5 separate regions of the Homo sapiens genome follow, and all the other regions are linked to region 1. Evidence: chromatin contacts called from ENCODE Hi-C or POLR2A ChIA-PET data. All regions are on one chromosome and are shown on one strand. The core of a region is the stretch at or near the end of the contact, and the rest is flanking DNA. Distances in the headings are between cores, read along the strand shown.

Region 1 (2,700 bases), core at 192-2,691:
CTGTAATCCCAGCACTTTGGGAGGCCAAGGAGCATGGATCACCTGAGGTCAGGAGTTTGAGACCAGCCTGGCCAATATGGTGAAACGCCGTCTCTACTAAAAATACAAAAATTAGTCAGGGGTGGTGGCGCACGCCTGTAGTTCCAGCTATTACGGAGGCTGAGGCAGGAGAATCGCTTGAACCTGGGAGGTGGAGGTTGCATTGAGCGCCATTGCACTCTAGCCTGGGTGACAAGAGCGAAACTCCACTTCAAAAACAAAAAAAAAAAAGAAAGGAAAAAAAGAAGGGAAGATTCTAACACAAACAAGTGGTGCGCTTCGTGCTGTTGTGGTAAGCACATAAATGCATCATCCGTGCTTTCTAGAACAGAACTTCTCACTGGCTTTTCATGAAAGCCCGGGGGGGGAGGGTGGTTAACCTAGACTGCCCAGAATACAAACTTCCAACTACCTGAAAGGTGGCTTTGCAAAGAGGAATGTGGTTCAATTATTATGGAAATATTGAGACAAGCAAAGACATCTGCCTTGAGGAAATATGCAAGACATGAGAAGGGCCTGCCCTCTTTTGCCCAAGGCTTTCCTATTATGATCTTGTAAACCATCATTCCTGAATCCTCCAAGTGTGTCTGCATTTGTCGCATGGATAGATTTACCCAGACAGGTGGAAGAGTCATGACTTAAGGGTTATAAACAGCTGCAGAGGCCTGAGCTGCTTCCATAGTCTTGGTAGCAGGGAATGAGTCCATTCCTGGTGCCAGGCATTAACCAGCCTTAGAATAGGCCCCCAAATAGGAGCGACTGTAATTTTGGTCCAGTACATGCACCACCCATTACAACTAAACAGTAACATTAAAATGTAAGGAATTTCCAGTCCTTTTAAAAGGGATCATCTTGGTGCGCTCTCTGTTGCTGACTCATTGTGCGGCTGCTTTGAGACTATTAGGTTTCTAAATGGGACACACAGTAGGTATTCAACAGATAAATGTCAACTTGTTGCAGTACTTTTCATCCTTTAAGGAGGATGCCCTTACTATCCCACCATCAGTAAAGCAAATGAGAGAACAGTAACAGTGACAAATCTCCCTTCTGCTTGCCGAGGTTGTAACTCCCCAAGAAAGAGCTTCCCCCTCTGTCAGGTAACGTTTTACAGTGACAGCCAGCACGACTTCCACCCAGCGCGAGGTAGATTCGCCTTCCGTCCAATCATCGCCGAGATTTTGGGGTGGGGGAGGGGAGAGAGTCCCAAGGCCTTCCCAGTCCAGGAAGGGGGCGGGCTTAGGCTGAGCCGTGGCCGCCACAGCCCATCGTAATGCCGCATGGTGCTTGGCACTCCAGAGAGCCAATAGGAATGAAAGAATTCATTTGAATCGGCCAATGCCGGCGGGTTAGGGGGCGGGGGTTGAAAACCCTATAAAGGCGTCGATCGGCCGGACAGGCGGCAGCGGCGGCTCCTGCAGCGGTGGTCGGCTGTTGGGTGTGGAGTTTCCCAGCGCCCCTCGGGTCCGACCCTTTGAGCGTTCTGCTCCGGCGCCAGCCTACCTCGCTCCTCGGCGCCATGACCACAACCACCACCTTCAAGGGAGTCGACCCCAACAGCAGGAATAGCTCCCGGTGAGGCGACCGGGTCGCGCCCGAGCCGCGCGGGGCTGAGGGGCTGGGAGGGCCGCTGCCGGCGGGGCCTCGCGCCGGTCGTTGCGGGTAACGAGCCCCGTGCGCTGTGCTCGCGCCGGGGCGGGTGGCGGGGTTCTGCCGTCGGCGCCGCCTTTGTGCCGCCTGGCGAGCCCTGCGCGCCGGCCCCACCCGGGTCCCTGCTGCTCTCCATTCATTCCTTCCACGGAGTCAGGGGCTGAGGAGGCCGGGGCTGGTCGCCCCTCGGAGCACGGCCGGTTTTCGTTAATCGGAACCTTCGGGGAGGGCTTCGCTTTCTCCTGTGTGCATCCCGGCTGGTGCATCCCCAGGGTGGTGGGCTTGGCCCCCCAGGTGCCCGGGGATCCTTTAGGGCCCCATGCATGGTCAGGTCCTATTGTCCCATTGATGGGCCACGCGCTCCTGTCTCTCCCCCGTGGCATGCGGTTGGTCTCGCTCTCGCGCGCAGCCATTGGATCCGGAGACCGGATCGATCAGGTCCGGCGGGCTCCTTACCCTCGCCGTGCCCCCACTCCTTATTCGGACCTACCTGACAGGTGCATGTGTGGTCGAGCGGGGCTGGTCATCGCGACCCTTCACCCCCCATTGAGGACCCAATCGTTCTTCCCCTCTTCGAAGTGCCTCCCCTCTTCCAAGTGTCTCCCCTTCCTAACAAAGGAAAGACCCCTTCTCCCCATCCCTGCGCTCATTTCTAAGGCGGGGGGCGGGGGCGGGCGCGGGGAACGAGCCAACCCGAGTGGGTTTTCTGCGCTTAAACCTTCGGACCGTGGCCTTTGCATCCTACCTTCGCTTCCTCCTTTGACGTTTGCCCAGTGAGTTCATCCCTGGCCCTGGTTCCCTTGCAGGAGGAGGTTTCTTGTTCTTGGGCGGGGCCGGAGACATCCATTGTCTCTAACGTGGTAGCGCTACCTGGGAAGCGGGGGATTTTTCTTGCCCTTCTTCCCACTGCTTTTTGGGCTTGGGGCACTGGGTACAGTGTTTGGACAGGAACCCTTTTCCAAGTCCTTGCTTAACTTACTTGGTGGAAGGGTTTGGATTCTGTGGAAGGTGTCC
Region 2 (2,700 bases), core at 5-2,504, 530 kb before region 1:
CATCCTGGATGTCTAGTCACCAGGCATCTGTCTACATCAGCCAGAGGGCATGGAACCCGCAGCCCAGAGACATGAGCAACAACACACAGCCAGAACAGGCTGAGGGCTTTTCACCCAGTTCCTAAGGAAGGTGAAAACAAAGCACCTCACCTAGGAAAGGAAGGCTGCTCCTGGGAGAAAAGACTAGGCCCACCTCTTCAGCCCCCTCATTCAATTCCAATCAAGACACAAGGAAAAACAGGCTGGGGGAGTTGGGAGGCTGAGGTGCGCAGATCACTTGAGGCCAGGAGTTTGGGACCAGCCTGGACAACATGGTAAAACCTCCTCTCCACTAAAAATACAAAAATTAGCCGGGCATGGTGGTGCATGCCTGTAATCCCAGCTACTTGAGAGGTGGAGGTTGCAGTGAGCCGAGATTGCGCCACTGCACTCCAGCCTGAAAGAGCAAGATTGTCTCCAAAAAAAAAAAAAAAAGATACAAGGAAAAACGAAAAGACAAAAACAAAAGCCAAGTTAGAAAACAGAAAGGAGGAAAGAGGAAGTATGGTTTAAACGCTGAGCTGGTGGAGGACACCAATCTGAGCCGAGGTCTCCTCCTCTGCCTGCACCCCTCATCCACCCAGACCCCACCTGAGACTAAAGGCCCAACAACCAGAGCAGGAGGCGGCTGCGGCACACTGGGCGCTGTCCCTGGAGAAGAATAGTGATCTCAACCTGCCAATTTGGTTTCTTAACCAACTGTGACTGAGACTTGGAAGATGCAACTGTAGGTCAGTGGCAGGGGCCTGGTTCTCAAGAATTACAGAACCTGGAATATGGTTCCTCCTGCAGAGAATACAAAAGTCCAGCCATTGATGAAGCTGACTGGAGCGCAGGAAGGAAGTAACAACAATATAGACCCACGAAACTGGACAAGCTGCCATTTGAGCTGGGAGGATTTACTCAGCAGAGAAGTACCAAGTCCTGAGTAAGAGAATGGAGGTTTATTTACAGCCAACAATGCTTCCTCAATCCTTCCTGGAACCGGCCCCACAAAGCTCCAGTGTCAAACTTGAGTTCCACAAAGGCAGCCGCCAGCATCTAGATCCCACCAAATCTAAACGTCATGTTTTCTTTCCAGCTTCGGGAGTAGCGGGCACAGAGAAAGCACTCTGAACAGGGGCACAGGGCAGCCAGCCCCGAGGCCACAGGCAAGAATGCTACAGACTGGGGGTTTCCTGTTGGGCAATGTAATCTTGCATCTTACAAGTACGTGGCAGCTAGGGAGGCAGATTAGTAAAATGACTCCTTTCAAACCTTTATTCTCTCAGACCTGGGACAGCCCATGGCCTGATGAGATCTCACTTCACGAGCACAATAGCTCCTTAAAAACAGATCCTCACTGTGGCCCACGAGCCTTGAGGATTCCCTGCTGCCCATTTCAGCCTCTTCCTCCCCTTTCTGCACCCAGGATCTTTGCAATGCCTGCTCCCTGAAATCACCTTCTCCCCACTCCTGCCTAGAAAGCCCCGTGTAGGCCTCAGCCCAGCCCAGGGAAGCCTTCCTCTACCCTCATGCTCACCTGGCCGATGAAGACAAACTACTCTACTCTGTGTACTCACAAAAATCACCAAGTCTAATAGTCAGCCTGGTCCACAGAAGGTGCTCAAGCACTGACCTCTCTCTGTCTCTCTCACACACACACACACACACACACACACACACACACACACCCCAAACACTGTCAGTTTGTCTTCTGTCAAGTTTAGGTTCCACACCTACCTTCAGCTGTTATGTTTTAACTTCAGACTCCCAGCCTGGTCAACTCCACAGTGAGTTTCATGTGTAGATTCACTAGAAATGTCAGACGGACAGGCAGCAGAAGAGCAGCTAACAAAAGGGCTAGGCTTGCAATAAAAGTCTGCCAAGGGGCAGGAGAAGGTGGGGAGGGGACACCAACGCTGAATTACAAAAAAATTTCAAACCCAATTCTTTGTTCATCTTTCTGCATCATCTTTTTTTTTTTTTTTTTCCTGAGACAGGGTCTCACTCTGTCACACAGGCTGGAGTACACTGGCGCAATCATAGCTCATTGCAGCCTTGACCTCCTGGGCTCAAGCAATTCTCTTGCCTCAGCCTCCCAAGTAGCTGGGATTACAGGCATGCACCACCATGGCTGGCTAATTTTTAAATTTTTTGTAGAGATGGGGTCTCACTATGTTGCCCAGGCTGCTCTTGAACTCGTAGGCTCAAGCAATCCTCCTGCCACAGCCTCCCAAAATGCTGGGATTACAGGTGTGAGCCACCACATCTGGCCCTGCATCCTCTTTCCGAACACTGGGCCTAATGCTCCTAAATCCTAAGACAAAAATAATTACTGTATAGTTAATTCATTTATTTTTTCCACAGATAATTTATTGAGCATGATTTATACACCAAGCAATGGGCCAAGCATTGAGGATAAAATATGAAAACTCAATCTAGGGGAATAAGTTTAGGTATTATGCTAAGCTCTTCAATTAAGAATCTCATTTTTCACAACAGTCCCATGAAACTGTGCTCTTAACCATCAGGCAATACAGCTGCTTCAGAACAACTGCTATGCCATCCTCCAGAAACCCTCTTGTGGAGGCATCAAAGTAATAGTCAAAACAAGGTTTTCTGAGATCAATGTGAGTCACTTCAGGTTGCCAAGAAAGCAACAATGCTGGATTACCTTTA
Region 3 (2,700 bases), core at 57-2,556, 630 kb before region 1:
TCGGAGGCTGAGTCAGGAGAATGGTGTGAACCCAGGAGGCGGAGCTTGCAGTGAGCTGAGATCGTGCCACTGCACACCAGCCTGGGCGACAGAGTCAGACTCCGTCTCAAAAAAAAAAATTAATTTAGTTGAAACCTATGCATACCTGTATCTGCTACTTTTTCTTTTAATAGTTTAGAATATTTGCTGGACCAGCATCAGAACTATAGAGTAGAATGCCCAAGGCTCTATTTCAATTTTCTGGGCTTTGCTTGGCTAGTCTTAACCTTAAGCCTGCTATGGTATTTTATATACTTGAGGCAACTGAAGAACTGACTATTACAATCTACCCAAGACATTTACTTAGGCAAAGGTAGGGATTAGCATATTTACACATTTGTCATGTTTCTTCAGAAGTAATACCTGCCAGGATATGCTATTAAACAAAAGGGCACATATCTAGTTTAGTTATCTTTTGTTTATTCTTTATGGACATGCAAATACTATAGTAGGACTATTTACTTTCTAGCTGTAGTCATTTCATTCACTTGAAGTACATAATTCAAGTAACATGTTGCTTAGTAAGTTACCTCTTGTTTAAGCATATGGAAATCAAAAAATATTTTGTGACACCTTAAAAACATACAAAACAGTTCCTCTAAAATAATTTATTAACATGTTTATTTGTATTTATTATTTACCCCTTCCCACCCCACCAAGAGACCTGCTTTTTGTTAAAAATGTATGTGCATGATATATGAAATACTTGATAATATAACATGATTTACTGAATTCTAATTCTCACACTACGCACTTAACTATCAAAATATTATGAAAGGTAAATAATCCAGGGAACACATTTTATTTTACATCGGAAAATATTTACAAAAATTTTGTTAAAGTAGCCTCTCTGGGTGCATAGCATTCGCTTGATGCCTGTGAGTTTAGACTCCTGCTCATTCTGATAGAGACCAATGCAATTCATTTGCATTGACTTTCTATTGCAGAGCTTTGGAACCAAGGGAAGGATCCAAACATAGCTCCATTTTATCCAATCAGAAGGGCCGCTTAGTGCTAAACTCTGATTCGTCCATTCCTCTTTGCATCCATCCAATCATTAGGCCACTTTAACAGCCAATCAGCGGCGTAGATATGCACCAATCATGGAACAGTGCCGAAGCACGGCCTTTGTGTCGGGGGATGTCAGCGCGTCGGCGAAAGCGCCCACCAATAGAAAAAGTCGTTGGTGTATGCAAATAAGGGTTCTATGACGCAGAGACGCAGCGTGAAGCGTGCCTATAAAAACGGAGGCGACGCGGGGGCTTGGAGCGCAGAGCGGTTTGGTCGTTCGTTGGGCGGTGCTGGTTTTTCGCTCGTCGACTGCGGCTCTTCCTCGGGCAGCGGAAGCGGCGCGGCGGTCGGAGAAGTGGCCTAAAACTTCGGCGTTGGGTAGGCGTTCGTAGGTTTACCCGCGGCTTCAGGTTCTGCCAACCGTTGGCGCCGCGCGCCGCGGCCGTTGGGAGCCGAGCGGCGGGGGCTGCTCGGGCCGCTGGCGTCGGGTCGGGTATGGGGCCGGGAGGTTTCCCCTTGGGGCTTTGTTCCGGAACTGTGTCCCCGCCTTTTCCCGGCGGTGATTCAGAGGTCCCGACGCCGGGTTCCGGGCAGTCGGGCCTCCGCCCGTCGAGGAAGGGAAGTGACTCCTCCCCGCGCTCCCCCTCCCGGGGGAGGCTGCCGCTCCTCGCAGCCTGAGTCATTAGGGGAGGGGGAGGAGGTTGGCGGCCCTCGGCCATCTGCTGCCGCGAGGTGGGGCGCGGGGAGGCGGGAGGCCCGGCGGTGGGGCCAGGATCTGTTCCTCCCCCCGCAGCCCTGGGGGGCGGCCCGGGTGAGCGCGGCGGCCTTATCTTCGGGGCGTCTTTCTTAGGTGAAAGAAAATGGCCCGAACCAAGCAGACTGCTCGTAAGTCCACCGGTGGGAAAGCCCCCCGCAAACAGCTGGCCACGAAAGCCGCCAGGAAAAGCGCTCCCTCTACCGGCGGGGTGAAGAAGCCTCATCGCTACAGGTAGGTCGGGCGGGGGAACAATGGCCCGGCGGTGGCCGGCTTTGTGCGGCAGCGTCCGCTCACTCCTCCCCTGCTCGCTGCAGGCCCGGGACCGTGGCGCTTCGAGAGATTCGTCGTTATCAGAAGTCGACCGAGCTGCTCATCCGGAAGCTGCCCTTCCAGAGGTTGGTGAGGGAGATCGCGCAGGATTTCAAAACCGACCTGAGGTTTCAGAGCGCAGCCATCGGTGCGCTGCAGGTAAGACAAAGGCCTGGAGCCGGGGGAGGGCTGGGCGGTTTCCGCTCCCCGAGTGGGATTAATAGTGCGGCTCTCGTCCTCAACAGGAGGCTAGCGAAGCGTACCTGGTGGGTCTGTTCGAAGATACCAACCTGTGTGCCATCCACGCTAAGAGAGTCACCATCATGCCCAAAGACATCCAGTTGGCTCGCCGGATACGGGGAGAGAGAGCTTAAGTGAAGGCAGTTTTTATGGCGTTTTGTAGTAAATTCTGTAAAATACTTTGGTTTAATTTGTGACTTTTTTTGTAAGAAATTGTTTATAATATGTTGCATTTGTACTTAAGTCATTCCATCTTTCACTCAGGATGAATGCGAAAAGTGACTGTTCACAGACCTCAGTGATGTGAGCACTGTTGCTCAGGAGTGACAAGTTGCTAATATGCA
Region 4 (2,700 bases), core at 152-2,651, 510 kb before region 1:
CGGGAGAGCAAGGGATGGAGCTAACCATGAAATGGAACACTGTTGGCACAGTTCCAAAATCTGACAAATGAAATTGTGCTTTCAGTAGCTCTGGATCTGGGAGATTTACCTACCGACTGTCTACTGTTCTCATCTTCTTCTTCTTCATAACCATCTTCATCACCCCCTAGACGAGAAAAGTCATCCTCCCCATAGGCATCAGATACCAATCCGCCTTTCTCCTCTGAAAGGTTAAAAAACAAACAAACAAACAAAAAGCAAGAAAAAAAAAACAAGAGTTACAATGTAAGAAAAAATGTCCAGAGATTTGAGTGGCCAAGACTATCTCTGAAGATACAAAGGGAACCTAAATCTCATGTTAAGTTACAATAGGCCCAGATTCGGCTCTCTGAGAAGGCCAGCATTTACTGAATAAAATCATTAAAAGGTCAGGGAACAAAACCGAGTACTAAATTCTGTTTCTAATGCTATAAACACTAGATAAACACTAAAGTGTTTATAGGAAACCATCAGAGAACTTTCTGACTGGAAGAGACCACACAAAATCACAAAACATGGAAGTACCTAACCTAATCCAATCCCCTTCACTTTCCAGATGAGGAAGCTAAGGTCCTGATATGTTGTTAGGTAACTTGTTCTTTATTCTCCCAAAGGAATCTGTTTCCATTATCTAACATTGTGCTTCTCAACCTGAGGAGGAGAACATCACCGTTAGGCTTTAAAAACTCACAAAATAAGAAAAATCACCTGGGATCCTTAAAAAGTTCACAAATGCCCACATCCTACCCCAGTTCTACCGAATTAGGTTCTCTCACTTTGGGCATCAGATACGTTTGTTTTTAAAAGCTCCAAGATGTGTTTAGGGCACATTCCTAACTAAAAGTTATAAAGTTAACGAACACAATCTTTACCATCTTCCACGTATGTTTTACTTATCGCTCTCCCTCATCAAACAACGAGCCCAGGGGAAACAGGCAGTGGCTGAGCAGCCGCTCCCTCTTCGTCCATCCCTCTGTCTATCACTATAGCCGGCACGGAGTCTTTCAGTAAGTTTAGGCAAATTAATCGAAATAACGGGAAGGAGATTCTTCATTCTTAGTCCACAGTCTCTAATGCTCTATCTCACCCCGGACCCTGGACCATTCTTCGGGGTCCGGTGCTTGGAGCACAATGACCATCTTGTTCCCTCCCGCCCAGCGAGGGTACAGCATTCCGGGCAGACACCCGATTCCCCCTTCCAGCTTCGCACTTGGGCCTTACCAGCCGCGCTGCCCACCGCCTCGATTCCAGCCTCGCCATCAGACTCGGGCTCTGAATCTTCCGCGTAAACTGCGAGAGACGACAGAACATTCTTCTTCCCCGCCATCTTATTCCCACAGCCCGGGCGTGGCTCACTCCTATGACTCAAGACGCCGACTTCCGGGCGGAAAGGCAGGTTCTTTCGGATCCCAGGAGACCCCCGCGCCACACTGGAAACCAATCAAAACGGCAGTTTCCTGCGCCTGGCTCCGCCCTCATGCCAGCGCTCGCGCTACGTCATCACTGCGCGACGGATATAAGATTGCGTGGGTTCTGCCTAAAGCTGAATTCCCAGCGCTTTGGCTTCTCTGAGTTGGGGTTGTGTATAGGGGTCTTCGAACAGTTCCGGAACCAGCCAGCAGCCTTTAATTCTTGGGCGGACCACGGCCGGTTCTGATATCTTAGGGTGAAGAGAGGGAGGTGTCGGCCAGCCAAGAGAGAAAATTGCGGATCTTGGGCTCAGGAAGACGGGAGAAGGGGTTCGGGGTCCCGGGGTGGAAGAACGGTCGTCGTGGTTGCGCTTATAGAAGTAGGAGCAGGTGGTGGATCTTAGGAAAACGGTTCCCCGTTCTCCAAGCTGTTCTGAAGACATTTATGTTTCTTCTCTTGATCTGATTTCTAGCTCTGTGCTATACCGTGGCCTGGAATAGTTCAATGTTTTCATTTTCATTGAGCGTAAAAGTGGAGATGTTAATTACTGAGGAATGTATTGCTTGAGGCAGTTCACCTTCAGCTTTATTACTTAAAAATAATACATTATTTAAGTGTAATATAGCAAATTGTTACAGAAAAATAATCTGTATTTTTAATGCAAAACAGAGGGTTCTCGTGGCAACCTTTTACTACCTTTGCCTTAACCTTTGGCCACTGTTCTTGGCTAAGATGAGCAGCCACCATACCACCTTTCCTTTTGACCCTGAGCGGCGAGTCCGGAGTACGCTGAAGAAGGTCTTTGGGTTTGACTCTTTTAAGACGCCTTTACAGGAGAGTGCGACCATGGCTGTAGTAAAAGGTAACATTACCAAGCTACCTTCCTTTAAATTTATGCTGGCTATACCATAACGCTGCGGCAGAACACCCTCCTCCTCACCCTTCGTACTGCCTCACCTTTGGTCCATAACTGGATTTGGAAATCTTTAGAGTTGTCAAAGCTTGTAGTTTCGTTTATTTGTTTTAATTAGAGATGGGGTCTTGGCATGTTGCTCAGGCTGGTCTCCAAATCCTGGGCTCAGGCAATCCTCCCACCTCGGCCTCCCAAGGTGCTGGGATTACAAGCATGAGCCACCACGCCCGGCCCAAAGCTTGTAGTTTTAGTGGCAGAACCACCCAGCTGGTCTATATTTCATAGCTAGATTTACACATGGTCTTTGAAAACACTTCAGATTCTCATTATTGTTCGTT
Region 5 (2,700 bases), core at 201-2,700, 600 kb before region 1:
CTCCTCCCGTGTTCCCAGATGGGAGGGAGGCCTAGGGCAGGACAAAACAAGAGTGAGAGGAGCAGGGAGTGTGCATGCATGTGTGTACGTGTGCGCATGCATGTCTGTGTACATGTGTGCATGCGTGTGCACGTGTGTGCGTGCATGTGTGCATGCGTGTGTGTATGTTGGAGAATGGGCGGTGGGGACAGCAGACAGAAGCCCGAGGCTCCAGGAGCTGGAAGAGAGGAAGGGTTAGTGGGAGAGGCAGGGTTGGCTGAGGTCACTCACCGTGGGAGGAGACGGAGGTGAGGGTGGAGTAGTCCCTGGGCAGTGTGGTCGAGTGTGAGTGTTCTGAGCGGGTCAGTGAGTTGTAGTCCCGTGTGAGGGTGGAGGATGTGCTTAGCACGCGGTGGGGCACGTGTGGGCTCAGGTGGGTGCCATAGGCAGCAGCACTGGTCGTGGTCATCCTGTGCAGGGAGTTGGTGCTGCCCGGGAAGGCAAAGTCCATCCGGCCATTCACCAGGTGCTCTGCAGGGGGAGAGCAGGGTCCCTTGGTCAGGCCTGCCCCAGACCCGGGCCCCGTGGGGCAGGCTGGGCCCTGCACATTCCTGGTCACCCACCCTCTGGGTGGCTTTTGCTTAAATACAACCAGTTTCCCTCAAACCACTAGGGACAGAGGCCCTCTGTCCCTGCAGGAGCCCAAGGGCCACCCAGGCTTCCACAGCCCATATCCTCTGGCCGGCCACTCTATCGGTGTGAGCACTGCTGACCCTGGCAGTGGCGGGGGTTTGCTGCGTCTGCAGTCAGCTCTGCCCTGGGGAGATCCCCAAGCCTTCCCTCCTGTCCTTTGAGGCCCCTGAGGGGTCTACTTGGGTGCCAGGGTCCGCTTCCCGGGCAGACTTCTGAATTTGCACCCCCTGGCCAGGCAGGCACCATAAGGGCCCAAGCGCCTGCCTCACGCGTCCCCTGGCACTGGGCCCTGCCTCTGAGCAGCTGTGCTCCCAGCCGCCAAGGCCCGGGCCTGGCTGAAACTGGGGCCCCCGAGGCAGCGCAGACGCCCACCCCAGGCCCTCAGGCGCGAGTGAGGCTGGGTGGGCGCGGATCGGGGGGCGGCGGGTGAGCCTGTCACCTCCGGGGGGCCCGGGTGTCGCACTGCGGGGCAGGCTGCCGCCCTTCCCGCCCGCGCCGCCGTCGTCCGGGGGCCCGTGGGGCGCCTCGGCGTCGGAGGAGCGCCCGCTGCTGGCCGACAGGCGCGGGATGAGCTCCGGGGGCAGCCGCCACGTGACGCGCCGCAGGTCCAGCTCCTCCCCCAGCAGGGGCTCGAACTTCCAGCCGCAGCCTTGGGAACAACGAAGGGCCGCGTTGGCACCGCCGGGGGGCGCCGGGCCGAGCAGGGCCAGGCGGGGGAAGGCCGTAGGCTCTGCGAGGGGAGCCCGTCTCCAGCTCCCGGGATCCCGGGGTGTGTGTTGGGGGCGGGGGTAGATGCGCACGGCCGGAGCGGGAAGGCCGCGGCAGGTGAAACCCTTGCGCGGCTGAAGCCTTTCCAGATGAGCGAGTGCAGCCTCGGCACAGCTGGGGAGGAGAGACCCCCGGACCCGCCAGAAACCTGGGGGAAGTCTGGGCTCTGTCACCAGCTGTGAGGTCTCCCTTGCTTTACTTAACCTCTCCGAGACTCAGTTTCCCGTTTGTACAATGGAGAGAGGAATCTTGCCCCTGCCCGCCTCCCAGGGACCGTTCCGCAAGCCACCGAGCGCTTCGCAGGTAGTGTTAGAAGCAGCTGAGCTGGGGTTCCAGAGTCACACCAGCTGCGCTCCACCTGAACCCCTCAAAATGGCTCCTTAAGCCCAAGCTGAGCCCCGTGGGGGCCAGTATGTGTTCACCGGGGGCAGCTTGAGGCATCGGCAGGGACAGAAGAAAATACAAAAGATATACGTGCCCCAGAGGTTTTTCCACTCATGGTACTGTGTGATTGGTATCCCATTATACAGAGCAGAAAAGTGAGGCATGGAAAGGATGAGTGATTCATCTGATGTCCCACAGGTGGAGCCACAGCTGACACTGAGCACTCAGGAGGCCCAGCTAAGGGCTCCGCAGCACTTTGTGCTGGGAATCAAGGAGGAAGGACAGAGCTGTTGGGGGTGTTCTTGTCTCCTTGGCTCCCCTACCCCTGCCAGGTGGCCGCCTGGTGGCTGCCCAGGGCTCCTGGGCCAGGCCTGCCCCTGGGGGGTGGCCTGAGTGTCCTGTGTGCATGGCACAGCTGGTGAACCTTCAACTTGTGAAGCTGTGTTTCTTCGTGGTCCCGTGGGCATGAACTCATGTGCGCTTGCACAAGGCTGTGTGTGTCTGTCCCCCAGGCACTGGTTCCTGTGCCCCATGCACAGATGTGCACTCCATTGCATTTGTCCAAGGCTGCCTTAACCTCCATGTCCTCTAGTTGCTGGCCCCTTTGCCCTCTCTGGACCCAGTGGACTCACTCTGTACCCAAGACCCCCACTGTCCTCTTGTGGGTCCCAGGTCTCCACTCACCAGTGTCATCGGAGACGCTGGGCCTCTGGCTGCCCGATGGAGAGCGTAGAACGTCATCGCTGTACATAAGGAAGCTGTCGTAGTCCTCCCCGCTCTGGGCGTCCACGATAGGGATGTCAGGGATGATGGGGACTGCAGGGCAGGGGAGTGAGCCAGGGCCCTGGCTGCTGCCCCCTGCCCCCCTGCCCGGTC

The links. A loop is a pair of places that touch in the nucleus more often than their neighbours do. ChIA-PET counts read pairs that join two places held with the same protein, here RNA polymerase II (POLR2A). Pooled maps may share reads with other maps.
Region 2: a loop to region 1 is called in a pooled map, with 4 times the contacts of the local background. The contact joins the enhancer-like site here to the promoter of JPT1 in region 1. A Hi-C loop is called at or near these places in 2 of 50 pooled maps. POLR2A ChIA-PET finds 5 or more read pairs at or near these places in 2 of 52 experiments (T-cell and activated T-cell).
Region 3: a pooled map shows a loop between it and region 1 (7-fold over the local background). The contact joins the promoter of H3-3B here to the promoter of JPT1 in region 1. A Hi-C loop is called at or near these places in 7 of 50 pooled maps. POLR2A ChIA-PET finds 5 or more read pairs at or near these places in 2 of 52 experiments (T-cell and activated T-cell).
Region 4: a pooled map shows a loop between it and region 1 (7-fold over the local background). The contact joins the promoter of SAP30BP here to the promoter of JPT1 in region 1. A Hi-C loop is called at or near these places in 6 of 50 pooled maps. POLR2A ChIA-PET finds 5 or more read pairs at or near these places in 2 of 52 experiments (GM10248 and T-cell).
Region 5: a pooled map shows a loop between it and region 1 (4-fold over the local background). The contact joins the enhancer-like site here to the promoter of JPT1 in region 1. A Hi-C loop is called at or near these places in 1 of 50 pooled maps. POLR2A ChIA-PET finds 5 or more read pairs at or near these places in 4 of 52 experiments (K562, T-cell, activated CD4-positive, alpha-beta T cell and 1 more).

Annotation. Positions count from the first base shown.
Region 1 is chr17:75,153,253-75,155,952 of GRCh38, reverse strand. JPT1 (Jupiter microtubule associated homolog 1) reads left to right here and starts at 1,441. Exons shown (of 5, transcript NM_016185.4): 1 at 1,441-1,611. The coding sequence starts at 1,556. RefSeq lists an enhancer at 358-953 and a silencer at 1,606-1,845.
Region 2 is chr17:75,686,930-75,689,629 of GRCh38, reverse strand. The region is part of intron 3 of SAP30BP (SAP30 binding protein); the gene reads right to left. Among named protein-coding and RNA genes, the nearest start is that of SAP30BP-AS1, 3.5 kb to the right of the region's middle. RefSeq lists enhancers at 494-993, 994-1,495. Within about 2 kb of position 1,254, at least 14 of the 41 ENCODE cell types and tissues checked have a DNase peak (open chromatin) inside an H3K27ac peak, as active enhancers do.
Region 3 is chr17:75,778,385-75,781,084 of GRCh38, reverse strand. It overlaps H3-3B (H3.3 histone B), which reads left to right and starts at 1,306. Exons shown (of 4, transcript NM_005324.5): 1 at 1,306-1,428; 2 at 1,901-2,038; 3 at 2,122-2,275; 4 at 2,362-2,700. The coding sequence starts at 1,911. The coding sequence ends at 2,490. RefSeq lists a silencer at 1,716-1,985 and an enhancer at 1,614-2,218.
Region 4 is chr17:75,666,039-75,668,738 of GRCh38, reverse strand. SAP30BP (SAP30 binding protein) reads right to left here and starts at 1,401. Exons shown (of 11, transcript NM_013260.8): 1 at 1,261-1,401; 2 at 114-223. The coding sequence starts at 1,366. RECQL5 (RecQ like helicase 5) reads left to right here and starts at 1,585. Exons shown (of 20, transcript NM_004259.7): 1 at 1,585-1,695; 2 at 2,168-2,311. The coding sequence starts at 2,182. RefSeq lists enhancers at 1,160-1,409, 1,580-1,679, 1,261-2,460.
Region 5 is chr17:75,752,386-75,755,085 of GRCh38, reverse strand. ITGB4 (integrin subunit beta 4) reads right to left here. Exons shown (of 40, transcript NM_000213.5): 32 at 2,509-2,640; 33 at 1,112-1,321; 34 at 271-510. It also overlaps a transcript of GALK1 not described here. Among named protein-coding and RNA genes, the nearest start is that of GALK1, 11 kb to the left of the region's middle. RefSeq lists an enhancer at 546-1,319 and a silencer at 907-1,516. Within about 2 kb of position 1,450, at least 11 of the 41 ENCODE cell types and tissues checked have a DNase peak (open chromatin) inside an H3K27ac peak, as active enhancers do.